Regions from separate parts of the Homo sapiens genome. Here region 1 is linked to region 2. The links are chromatin loops, found by intact Hi-C in ENCODE. Cell type or tissue: gastrocnemius medialis. All regions are shown on one strand. Each heading gives the region's core, and the rest is flanking DNA. Links, peaks and the distances in the headings are about the cores only.

What was found. Peaks named below come from ENCODE experiments on the same cell type or tissue, not always from the same donor. Only the 100,000 strongest peaks of a DNase experiment are listed, where the experiment ranks them.
Region 1: a loop joins it to region 2, with 4 times the contacts of the local background. A loop is called at or near these places in 14 of 110 quality-filtered maps.

What each region holds. Positions count from the first base shown.
Region 1 is chr1:168,606,320-168,611,707 of GRCh38, forward strand. No RefSeq gene overlaps it. Among named protein-coding and RNA genes, the nearest start is that of XCL1, 32 kb to the left of the region's middle. In gastrocnemius medialis, for the core only: no CTCF peak of the experiment used is centred there; DNase peaks (open chromatin) are centred at 1,772 and 3,002; H3K4me3 peaks cover 886 bases; H3K27ac peaks cover 5,000 bases.
Region 2 is chr1:169,191,018-169,196,405 of GRCh38, forward strand. All of the region lies in intron 10 of NME7 (NME/NM23 family member 7), which reads right to left. Among named protein-coding and RNA genes, the nearest start is that of ATP1B1, 87 kb to the left of the region's middle. In gastrocnemius medialis, for the core only: no CTCF peak of the experiment used is centred there; a DNase peak (open chromatin) is centred at 2,644; H3K27ac peaks cover 1,657 bases.

The sequences.
Region 1 (5,388 bases), core at 56-5,055, 580 kb before region 2:
ATGAATCAATAAACAAATCTGTACATATGTACAATAAAGTATTAGTCAACCATGAAAACAATGAAGTTTTGATATATGCTACAATATGGATGAAACCTAAATACATTATACATAATGAAATAAGCCAGACACAATAGGACAAATATAGTATAATTCTACTTATATGAAATATCTAGAATAGGCAAATTTATAAAAAGAACATAGGTTAGAGATTACCAGCGGCCTAGGGAAGGGGATAGGGAGTTATAGTTTAATGGGTACAGAGTTTCTGTTAGGTGAGATTAAATAGCTGTGGAGAAAGATTGTGATGATGATTGCATAACACGATGAATGTAATTAATGCCACTAAATTATTCACCTAAAATGGTTAAAATTACAAATTTTATTGTATGTGTTTTACCTTAATAAAAAAACAATTACTTTAATCTTTCACACTTAAATGGGGCTATGGTTTGAGTTGGTCCCCTTGAAATCTCACGTTGAAATTTCATCCCCAAGGTGCTGGTGTTGGCAAGTGGGCCCTAGTGGGAAGTGTTTGGATCATGGGGGAAAATCCCTCATGAATGACTTGGTGCTGTTCTCATAGTAGTGAGTGATTCTCCCTCTGGCCAGAATGGATTAGTTCTCATGGGAATGTTCCCACAGGAGTGGGTTTTTACAAAGCTAGGATGCTCCCTTGAGTTTTGCCTTTTGCCTGTTTGCAGATGTCTGCTTCCCCTTTGACATTCTCCATCATGTTATGACGCAGCTCTAAAGCTCTTTCCAGGAGCCGAGCAGATGCTGGCACCATGCTTCTTGTACAGCCTGTAGAACCGTGAGTTAATAAACTTCTTTTCCCTATAAATTACTTAAACTCATGTATTCTGTTATAGAAACACTAAATGGACTAAGACAAATAGTATTCCATTTATAGTTTACAAAGGTTTGCCATATCTGATTTAATTCTCTTATCCCCACAAAGTGGCAGAATATCTAGTATTCCCTGAATCCACTTGACCCTTACTTGCCCTGACCCTGCTTTAATGATGATAAAGCTGTTTCGAGAACTTAGTGAGTTGCAGAGCCAGCATTGGTACCCAAGTCCTTAGACTCCCTGCTCAGAGTTCAAGTGTTGATCCTCTTAGGAATTCAAGTCTTGGAAATCATTCTGAGGTCATTGATCTGCAGCTGCCCTTACATAAGCTGTCACTATAGACATTTAGCCTCTGGTTAAGATTGGCCTCCACCTCACCTCCACTTTGGGCATCTGAATATCTGACTGAATGATTGTTTGGGGTGTCAAAACAGGCCTGGAAAGAGACTTAACTTCAGAGTTCAAGGTGCTCTATTCATTAAAATGAAGATGCACAAGGAAAACATACCCAAAATATTAAGTATCTAGAGTGGATCCAATGACTCCCAATACTGGGGCACAACGTGAATCAGTATGGGAAACCAGGACTTAAGACATCCTGGGAATTGTTGTTCAGGGCCTCAGACTTTAAGAATCATTGGAAGCCCATTCTACATATTTAATCCTCACAACAATGGGGGTAGGGAGAGGAGCAGGAACTGTTTTCCACATTTTATAGCTTAGGGAAGGTTGGTGCTTGTCTAAGGTCATACAATCAGAGGGTACCAAAATGAAAATAGAACTCAGGTGTCTGGACTTCTAGATCAGGGCTCTTTCCATTAGGTTGCAGCTGACTGCTTCTAGGAGACCAAGTCCAATGCCCAGTAAATGCCATGTAGAAGGCGGCTGTTACTATTCTAAGTTTCAGGCAGGGGATGGGGACAGCCAGGAGTGGAGTGTGGGGATGCCATCCCGGATATGGAGTCATTTTTCATGACTTATGCCACTCTAACTGGCATAAACAAGACATAGCTGAAGATTAAATGTCCTGAACATTATTAGTCCATTAGATTTCTTGACACCTTTTCCCGTAATGCTGTCTTGTTTACATTCCCAATCAGGTTCTGCTTATCAAGTTTCTAAAATGTTCATGAGGAGTTGTCCTCTTCCTTACCAGTCTCCAAGGAGCAAATACTCTCTTGTATACTTTGGGAAGAAAAAAATATTTCTTTTTAATTGAAAGCTCAAGTTGCCAAGAAGAAATTGCTTTACCACCTCTACCCTTGCTTTGTGGTGCCAACTTGTCCCAGTCTGCCCAGAACTTTCCTGGCTGAAAGTCTGTGTCCTCCCCTTAATCTAGGGAAAACTGGGGTGGTTGATCACCCTACCATGGACCTAATTTTCTTCACTAGTTCCCCTCCCTGAATCCATACCCCTTCTGTTCCTATATTTAAGACTAGCTTTTGAGAACTGGATCCTGCTGGGGTTGGGAGCTTGATCACAGCAAATAGGAATCTTAGGAGTTAGTCCTGGGCAGAGGGTGATGTGGCTTTTTTGGCTTTCCCAGCCTAGGTATGTTGTGTTGATTGTAAGCAGTTCCTTCTTCCTGCCTCTGCAGGTGATGAACCCGACCCTATAAAATGCTTTGTCCTCACTAGAAAGATATTCTGTGGCTCAATTCCACCTAATAAAGGCAGATGGATTGGTGAACTGGGCTTGATGGTCTTTGCTCTGTAAGACAAGGAGAATCCACATGAAGGTGAAGTACAGATATTTTAGGGCCTGAGCTTCCTGGGGTGAGACTTCAAAGGCTCTCAGGAAAGCAAGAGAGTGGCTGTGGCTGGTCAGAGGCAAAAGGAGGAGATGTTGGCGCCATTCACTCTCGCCAGCAGGAAACTGGGACTAGCCCATGGCCCCAGGGAAAATTCTTAATATTTTCACTGTAGAACATTCTAGTAAAGCCAGGCGGGAAGCAATTACTGACAAGGTCAGTCTATGAAGTGAGGTAATTGAGAAGATTTAGCACAAACCAGTATGTCCTTCATTTCTCTTGGCAAAGTAGATTTGATGATTTTGGCTGGCTTTACGCGGCTGGCGATTGTCGCAGCAGGTTGGGTGACGCGCTGTGCTAGCAGAGAGGTCAAAGCACTGACTCACAGGCCTCCTTCTCAAGTGTCCCTACTTCCTTAGGAAGAAGAGTTCGCTGTCCATGGTTAGATCAAGCTGCCTTTCTGACCTGTCACAGGGTATTTGTTGTGCTGGATTTGTCGTTTCAGGGCATGACTATTTGACAGCTCCTGAGAGGAGGACAACCTAGTAGCATTTCAGCTTTCACTGTCTCGCCCGGGGTTTTAATGATAGAGATGAATTCACTGCATGTGTGCACGGGGCTTATGTAAGCTGCAAGCAGTAGCGCAGAGTGGAGAATGGGAAGACATGCGGGGGCGGCACCGCAGTGCAGATCAGAGCTTGGAGAGCTGGGCTGAGTTCGCAGCACATGGAGGTGCAGCGACTGCAGGCTGCAATGCAGAGCCAGTCAGAGAGCCTGCAGCAGGGGAGGAGGGGGCAGCTTAGGAGCTTCTAGGGGTGGCGCTGGGGCATAAAGCCCTAATTTGGCCCTGTTCAGAGGGGAGGGCTGGGAATGGTGGGGAATACTGCCCTACTGGGGCTTGTTTGTGACAATGGGTGGGGTATGAAGTGTGGGAGGTTGCTGAGGAGACAGAGGGGGGAGGGAAAGGCCAGATGCCCTGGAACTGCGGTGGAGGGGTGCGGTATTAAAGCAGCAGGCCCCTGTAACTGATTAGCTGAACAATTTCACTTTACGGGCTTCTCCTTTTCTGTCTGCTCAAACTACTCCTTCCTCCCCACCGTCACCCCTGCTCCCCCCACCGCCCTCTAAGTTCTCTCTTCTTTATAATCCCAGCCAGACTCCTCCCCATCTTGGACTTTCCTAAACCATGGCCTACAGCTGCCCACCCCAGCACCTAGTAAATAACACCTTTCCTTGATGTCTCAGTGGGGTGATGGGCAGATATCTCTGCTGGAGTCATCATGTTTGAGGATGCTCAGGATCTCAGCTGAGTGGCCACCTCCACGTAACACCAGTCTGCCCCAATCCCACAATCTTTATTTGAGCTTATTCTGCATAAAGAACTGGGCTAGGTCCTTCAGGGAATGTTACTGCCCTCTAGGGCTGGCAGGATAATGGTAAGAAATAGGACAAGAGCTCAGATGAATAAAGCATCCAGCCGAACACGGTACCTGAATACCTCAAGAAAGATGCAAAGTGCTATGTTTGTGTGTGTTTTCTATAGGTTCAAATACCTAACATCTCTTTTTTTCGAGCTGATTTACTGCTTTGCAGGAACAGTATATGGATTATTTTTTTTCTGATCTCTAAATCCGATGGGGTTTTCAATAGGGCAAAGGCTGGAGGTATATCTCAGTTTCTGTTACTGTCTTTTTGATCTAGCAGAGAAAGTTTGCCTTTAAAATCAGGCAGACCTGGGTGTAAATCTTGGCACTGCCACTAACATGCTTTGTGATGTGGGGCAAGTAACCCCACTTGCCATCTGTTTTTGCATCTGTAAAAGACAGATTAAATAAAAAGTGGTTAAGGAGCACAGGCTCTGGGGTTAAACTGTCTGGGCTTGAATCCAGAATCCACCAAATACTGTGGGATCTTGGGTAAGTTGCTTAACTTCCTGGTGCATCAGTTTCTTCATCTGAAATATGGGAATAATAATAGCACCTATCTCATAAGTTTACTGTAATAATGCAATATGTCAATACATGCAGAGAGCTTAAAATAGTGGCTGGTATAGAGTAAGTATCTTCTAATATTGATGGAATCAATATCAGTTATATCACAAGGATGCTGTGAGATATAAATTAGACAACATACATAAAAATACCTGGAAAATACATATGAATATTTCTGAATATCTTCTTCCCTTGTTTATCATGAGTTGGAAACCACAGAAAAGCCTTCTGTTCTAACATTCTGTAGCACATAATTTAGTCTAATATGAACAGATTTTTTTCTTTTTTGCCACTTTTCTTTAAAAAAATGGAAACTTAAGTTGATATAGTGAGTGATTACTAATATGATATAGTAACTGTTAACATTAAGCCAAAAAGTTATGCTAAAGTACAATTTTCAAAAAGGTAAAATCATGACTCACATGCAAATGTAACATGAATAAATGTCAAAAATTTTACTTAACCCATTAATTAATTAGGGAATGAGTAAGATGCTAAAATGAGTTCAAGGAGAATTTGAAGAATACACACACACACACACACACACACACACACACACACAAAATCAGGAGTGCTGAAATGAATTTGCTAAAAAGATAAATGACGAGTTAATGGGTGCAGCACACCAACATGGCACATGTATACATATGTAACAAACCTACATGTTGTGCACATGTACCCTAGAACTTAAAGTATAATAATAAAAAAAACAAAAACAAACAACTGCAAAAGGTAGAAAACTGATTAATAGCCTACAATGCTGTAAAGTCAAATGTTTGGCATTAACTTGTTTT
Region 2 (5,388 bases), core at 195-5,194:
TAGCCGGGATGGTCTCGATCTCCTGACCTCGTGATCCACCCGCCTCGGCCTCCCAAAGTGCTGGGATTACAGGCGTGAGCCACCGCGCCCGGCCGCAAGTGAACTGTTTCTAAGAAAACAACCAGAAAAATGGTGAAGTGCTATTTAGACACTTCAGTGTTGGCAATCAAGGTTTGAAGTAAGCATAATTTCCCAGGATTACCCTTAACGTGTTTTCTATTTGGGGATATAAAGCGAATCAACAATGCACTCTTCCTCTGCAATAAGGAGCATGGGTTTGTTGGTTGCCATTAAAGCCTGAGGACTCAGACTCATTGCTTGTTGATAACTATTATTGCTCCATTTTTGAGTTCCATCAAACAAGAGAAAAAAAGTCTTTACAGAGTTTATACTGAGGATATGCGTAATTCTTGACCCTGAAATGTGATACCTATAGAATCTAAGAGTTTACTGGGAAAACCATCTGCTCCGCAAAGCTAGGTGTCCCAAATAAGAGAAAAGTTAGAAAAAGTTTGTATTATTTACGTGACTAGAAATGTGTTATAAAGACTTTTGCTTTTCAGCCTGAATCTAGTGAAGACAGAAGTAGAAGTTATTCACGTATAATCTCATCCAGTCTGGTATTAATGAAAATGGATAAGCTAAAGTCCATTCCTATTGATCAGATGGAGAAATCAGAAAAAAAGATATCTAACATCTTCAATCATTCAGCGTATTTTTTCAATCAATATCTCAGTTCAGTCTTAGTGCTATTTGCATATTACATAAAAATGCAGCACTTAACAAATTTAAATCTCTTATCCTTTTTCTGAAAAAAAAAATGGCATCATCAATAAACATTTGCTGAAGGTTTGACAGACACTGGTCACTCAGAATGTGGTCTGTGGTCCAGCTGCATCACATCACATGGGAGTCTGTCATAAATGTAGAATCTCAGGCCCCACCCCAGACCAGCTGAATCACAATTTTCAATTCAACAAGATCCCCAGGTGTTTTCTATGCACAGTACATGGATGTTTGAGAAGCACTGTTTTAAGAGCATTTTTCAAGTATTGGAGATACCAAAAAGGTGTAAAGAGACTTCTCTAGTTAGTTCCTAGACTAGGAAGTAAATATACATAAAAGATAAACTATACAAGAAGCATATGACAACTGCCAGGTGAGAGGTGTAGACAATTAACGGCATAGGAGTTTGAAGGAAGGCAAAGGTCACTCAAGATTGGGGCAGCTGGAGACATCTTAAAGGAAAGACAGTATAGCTGGCCCTCTGTATCCGCAGATTCTGTATCCGTGAACACAAACAATCTGGGATCAAAAAATATTTTGAAAAAAAATTGCACCTATACAGAACATATACAAACTTTTTTTCTTATTATTCCCTGAACAATATAGTATAACAAAATTTACATAGCATTTACATTGTATTAGGTATAAGTAAACTAGAGATGATAAAGGAAGATGTGCATAGATCATATGCAATTACTACACTATTTTATATCAGGGACTTGAGCATCTCAGATTTTGATATCTGAGGGGTCCTGGAACCAATCTCCCTCAAATACCGAGGAGTACTTTACTTGGAAAATAAGAAAAAAGGGAGTATGGTAATACTCAACCCTCCTTTGCATAAGTTTACTCTGTAACAGTTCTGTAAATTTTATATACCTAGAGCTCTTGGTATGGTTATTGTGTGGAGAAAAACTATTTGGTCTGAACAACTTAGTTATGGTAACTTGAAAACAGTATGCATGATGTACAAATATACAGCCTTCTGTGAATAAGGCCAGGCTGTTTTCCCCAAACTGTGTGTATTTCATTTTTTAAACAAATATATTAAATTTAGGATTTATTTAGAATGCAGGAAAACTCCTTTTTGAAGCACTCCTGAAAGGAATTCTTTTGGAAAATATAGAATTATTTTATAATATGAATAGTCAATTCCTGAAATATATATACCGTGAGTTAATATTTTCATTATATTTCAATTAAGTGCTTTTAAAAAGATCATGCTTGGCCAGGTGCAGTAGTTCATACCTGTAATCCCAACATTTTGGGAGCTGAGGCAGGAGGATCACTTAAGGCCAGGAGTTTGAGACCAGCCTGGGCAATACAGTGAGACCCCATCTCCACAAATAATAATAATAATAAAGATCATGCTTGTACATACTTACTATCTGGAGCTAATGGTTATTGTTTTGCTACAGTGTCACTAAACAAAAATCAACATACAAAGGTGAAAGGGTGGCACATGTCTGCTGATTACATTTAAGGGCCCCCAAAGTCTCTCTTTTTGTCCTTGCAAGTGGTAGGATTGTTTCACTGCGATATAAATAAAACGCCTTAGTAATTACATCCTGAGAACACCATGGCTCAGTACTATTCATGCCAACTTAACTGAACTGAAACATGGCACTGGTGTCAGTGGCTTTTACTTATTGATGGATTTGTAAGGTGGCAGGCTCTTTCATGTCCAAAAGCGGTAGTTTCCCAGGGTCTCAAGAAGATTTAAAAATATTTTCCTTCCATCACAACACAAAGCCTACTGACTTTAAGTAATGCTGCTGAGGGTTAACATTTGAAACTGACAAGCAGCACATGTGTATTACAGAGATAAGGCCTGGCACATGTTGCTGCAGCCTCCTGAGATTTTGAAATGCTAGCAGCTCCAGCTGGTGGCTATGCTCCATTCCTAATGTGCACTTTTTAGGGAAACTTGAGCCCCTCCTTCTGACTGTGATAGGGACATGTCTGATTGGAATAGGGTTATTTTTAAAGATATTCAGAACAACGAACATATTTATTCTAAGAATAAAAAGAGAGTGGAAAGAAATAAAAGAGGTAAAATGTTAAGCTGAGATCTTAAAGAAAACAGTATCACTTGTTAAAAAAAAAGAAAAATAGTGAATGCAGCCAAAGAGCAGTTAAAAAAAAATCACTAGGGAAGAATAGTTTTAAAAAGAAAAAAGAAAAAATGAAGGAACTGAAAGGCACTTTTTATGAGAATCATTCAGATAAACATACTGAAAAATAGCGAGGCAAAAAAGACTGATACAAGGAGTAGGGAAATGAAAATGAGTTAAGGAATGGGGAAACAAAAACCAGTTGAATTCCAAAATGAAATAAAAACATAGAGATTAAAAAAAGAAAAAGTACACTATGGAAGAAGACAGCTATCAAAATTTCTCAATCCCTATGGGGGCTAAGGTGGCACACATGGAATGGAAGGCAAGGGACAAGAAGGTGGGTTTGGAAGTAGACAGGGCGACATAGTTCTGTTTAAATAATATTGATAGGAGCCCACTGGTCTGGACTGAACTCCTTCCTGCAAAAGGCCCAACACACCAAACCAAAATGGAGTCACAGATGGTAAAGTTCCATGTTACCAAGCCAAAACTCAGTTTATCTGACTTTCTGAGAGATCAGGAGAGTGAGAGATAATAGCAAAATCTTCAAGTTTTAGCTGGCATGATAAGAAAATCCTCTCTGCTTTAACCTTTACAAGGAAATTAATTTTGAAATAACCAACCCACTTTTTGTTTTCTGTTTCTGCTTTCCTCAGTCCTTTTGTGACTATAAAACCAACTGCTCAGCTTATTGGGGCACTCATTCTATTTTACAGAATGAGGTGTTGCCCAATTCTAGTATCACAAATAAAAGTCAATTAAGATCTTTAAACTAAATTTGTTGTAATTTTGTCTTTTGACAATTCTTAGCTGTAATAGAAGATGCTAAGGCCAGAGAAGCAGGCAAAGTCAAAACTAAATTCAAAATGTTAGGGGCAGAGTCAGAAAAAGTACCTAATCCAAAAGGATACTTAGGCAAATATCCTCAAAGAGTTAAAATTCCATGGGTGACAGTTTCATGATTGGTTACTGAAGTTAACTGGAATATTATACAACTAATCTTTTGAGGTTGGTGTTTAGAATGTTACCACTCTCATCTACAACATATATATTAGTACTATTATCACAGACAGAAATCATGGAGAACAGACCAGAGACTAACTCAGCAGCAGAATTATATTCTTAAATGCTTTAAGGGCATTCAAAACATGTTTTTTGCATTATATGCAATTATAATTTGGAAATATATTCTTGACATTATAAAACACAAACAATTCAAGATGGAACCAGGTAGAACAGAGTTAAGATGCTGGCTTTTTAATAAGAATATGTCTTTTGGAAACAATAAAAAGATACTTTTAAAATTCTTTAATTTTATTTTAGAGACAACAATCTTGCTCTGTCACCCAGGCACAATCATAGCTCACTGCAGCCTCAAACTCCTGAGCTCAAGGGATCCTCCCACCTCAGCTTCCTGAGTCGCTGGGACTACAGGCATGTGCCACCACACCTGGCTTATTTATTTATCTACTTATTTATTTATTTTTATATTTATTTTTCCCAGCTGGTTTTGAATTCCTGGCCTCAAGTGATCCTCCCATCTCAGCCTTCCAAAGTACTGGGATTATAGGCATGAGCCACTATGTCTGGTCAAAAGATACTTTTTTAAAAAGGTTTTAAAATTAGGTTCTTTGAGCCTCATTTCTCCAACTATAAGATGAACATCAGAAAGTTTACCTTGAAGGGAACTGAGGATTAGAGCAAATCGTTATCAAGTTTCTGGGTCATTAACTGGATATAGCAGTCATAACAAATAGTTCATGAGATGTGTATTTAAACAATACAGAATGGACATTTAATTCATCTTTTACTAACACTCATTCTCTCAAAAATATATACTGAGTTCTTACTATGTACCAGACACTTTTCTGAATATATCAGTGAAAAACCAAAAATCCTTTCCTTCCAAGAGCTTGCATGCTAGTGAAAGGAAACAAAAAATAAGTGTGTTCAATAGTAAATGGTATAGTATGTTTAGAAGCTAATACTTACTTGTTACAGAAGAAAGTAAAACCAAATATAGTAGGATAAGTAATTGAGTGTTAGGCTGTTACAACTATAAATGTGGGTGGGAAAAGGTAGGCTTTGATCTCTTTGAGAATGAGATATTCAAGCACAAATACTACTAAGCACAAATAACTGAGGTAACTAAGTACCAATTTGGATTTCTGCGAATAAATTGTGGATGATATATGGATGGTGTTTCATTGTTGTTACTGTTATCCAAAGGCATAAGAAAGCTAAATTTGCTGGAAGAATCTTATCTTGAAATATTCTTACAACTATATTCTATTCTTCATGCTATTCTTAACTTCTCTTTGGCCTATCACAGAACAGTATTTGTTTAAAGCGCAACCATTTCTTTTGACCATGTAGCAGCAGCACTCATTAATGCCATGTTCAAGGTTATCAATCTTCAGACAGGCTTCCTTCTCAAAGCACTCCCCATCTCTCATATTGCTTCCTTATTCTCACAGTACTTATT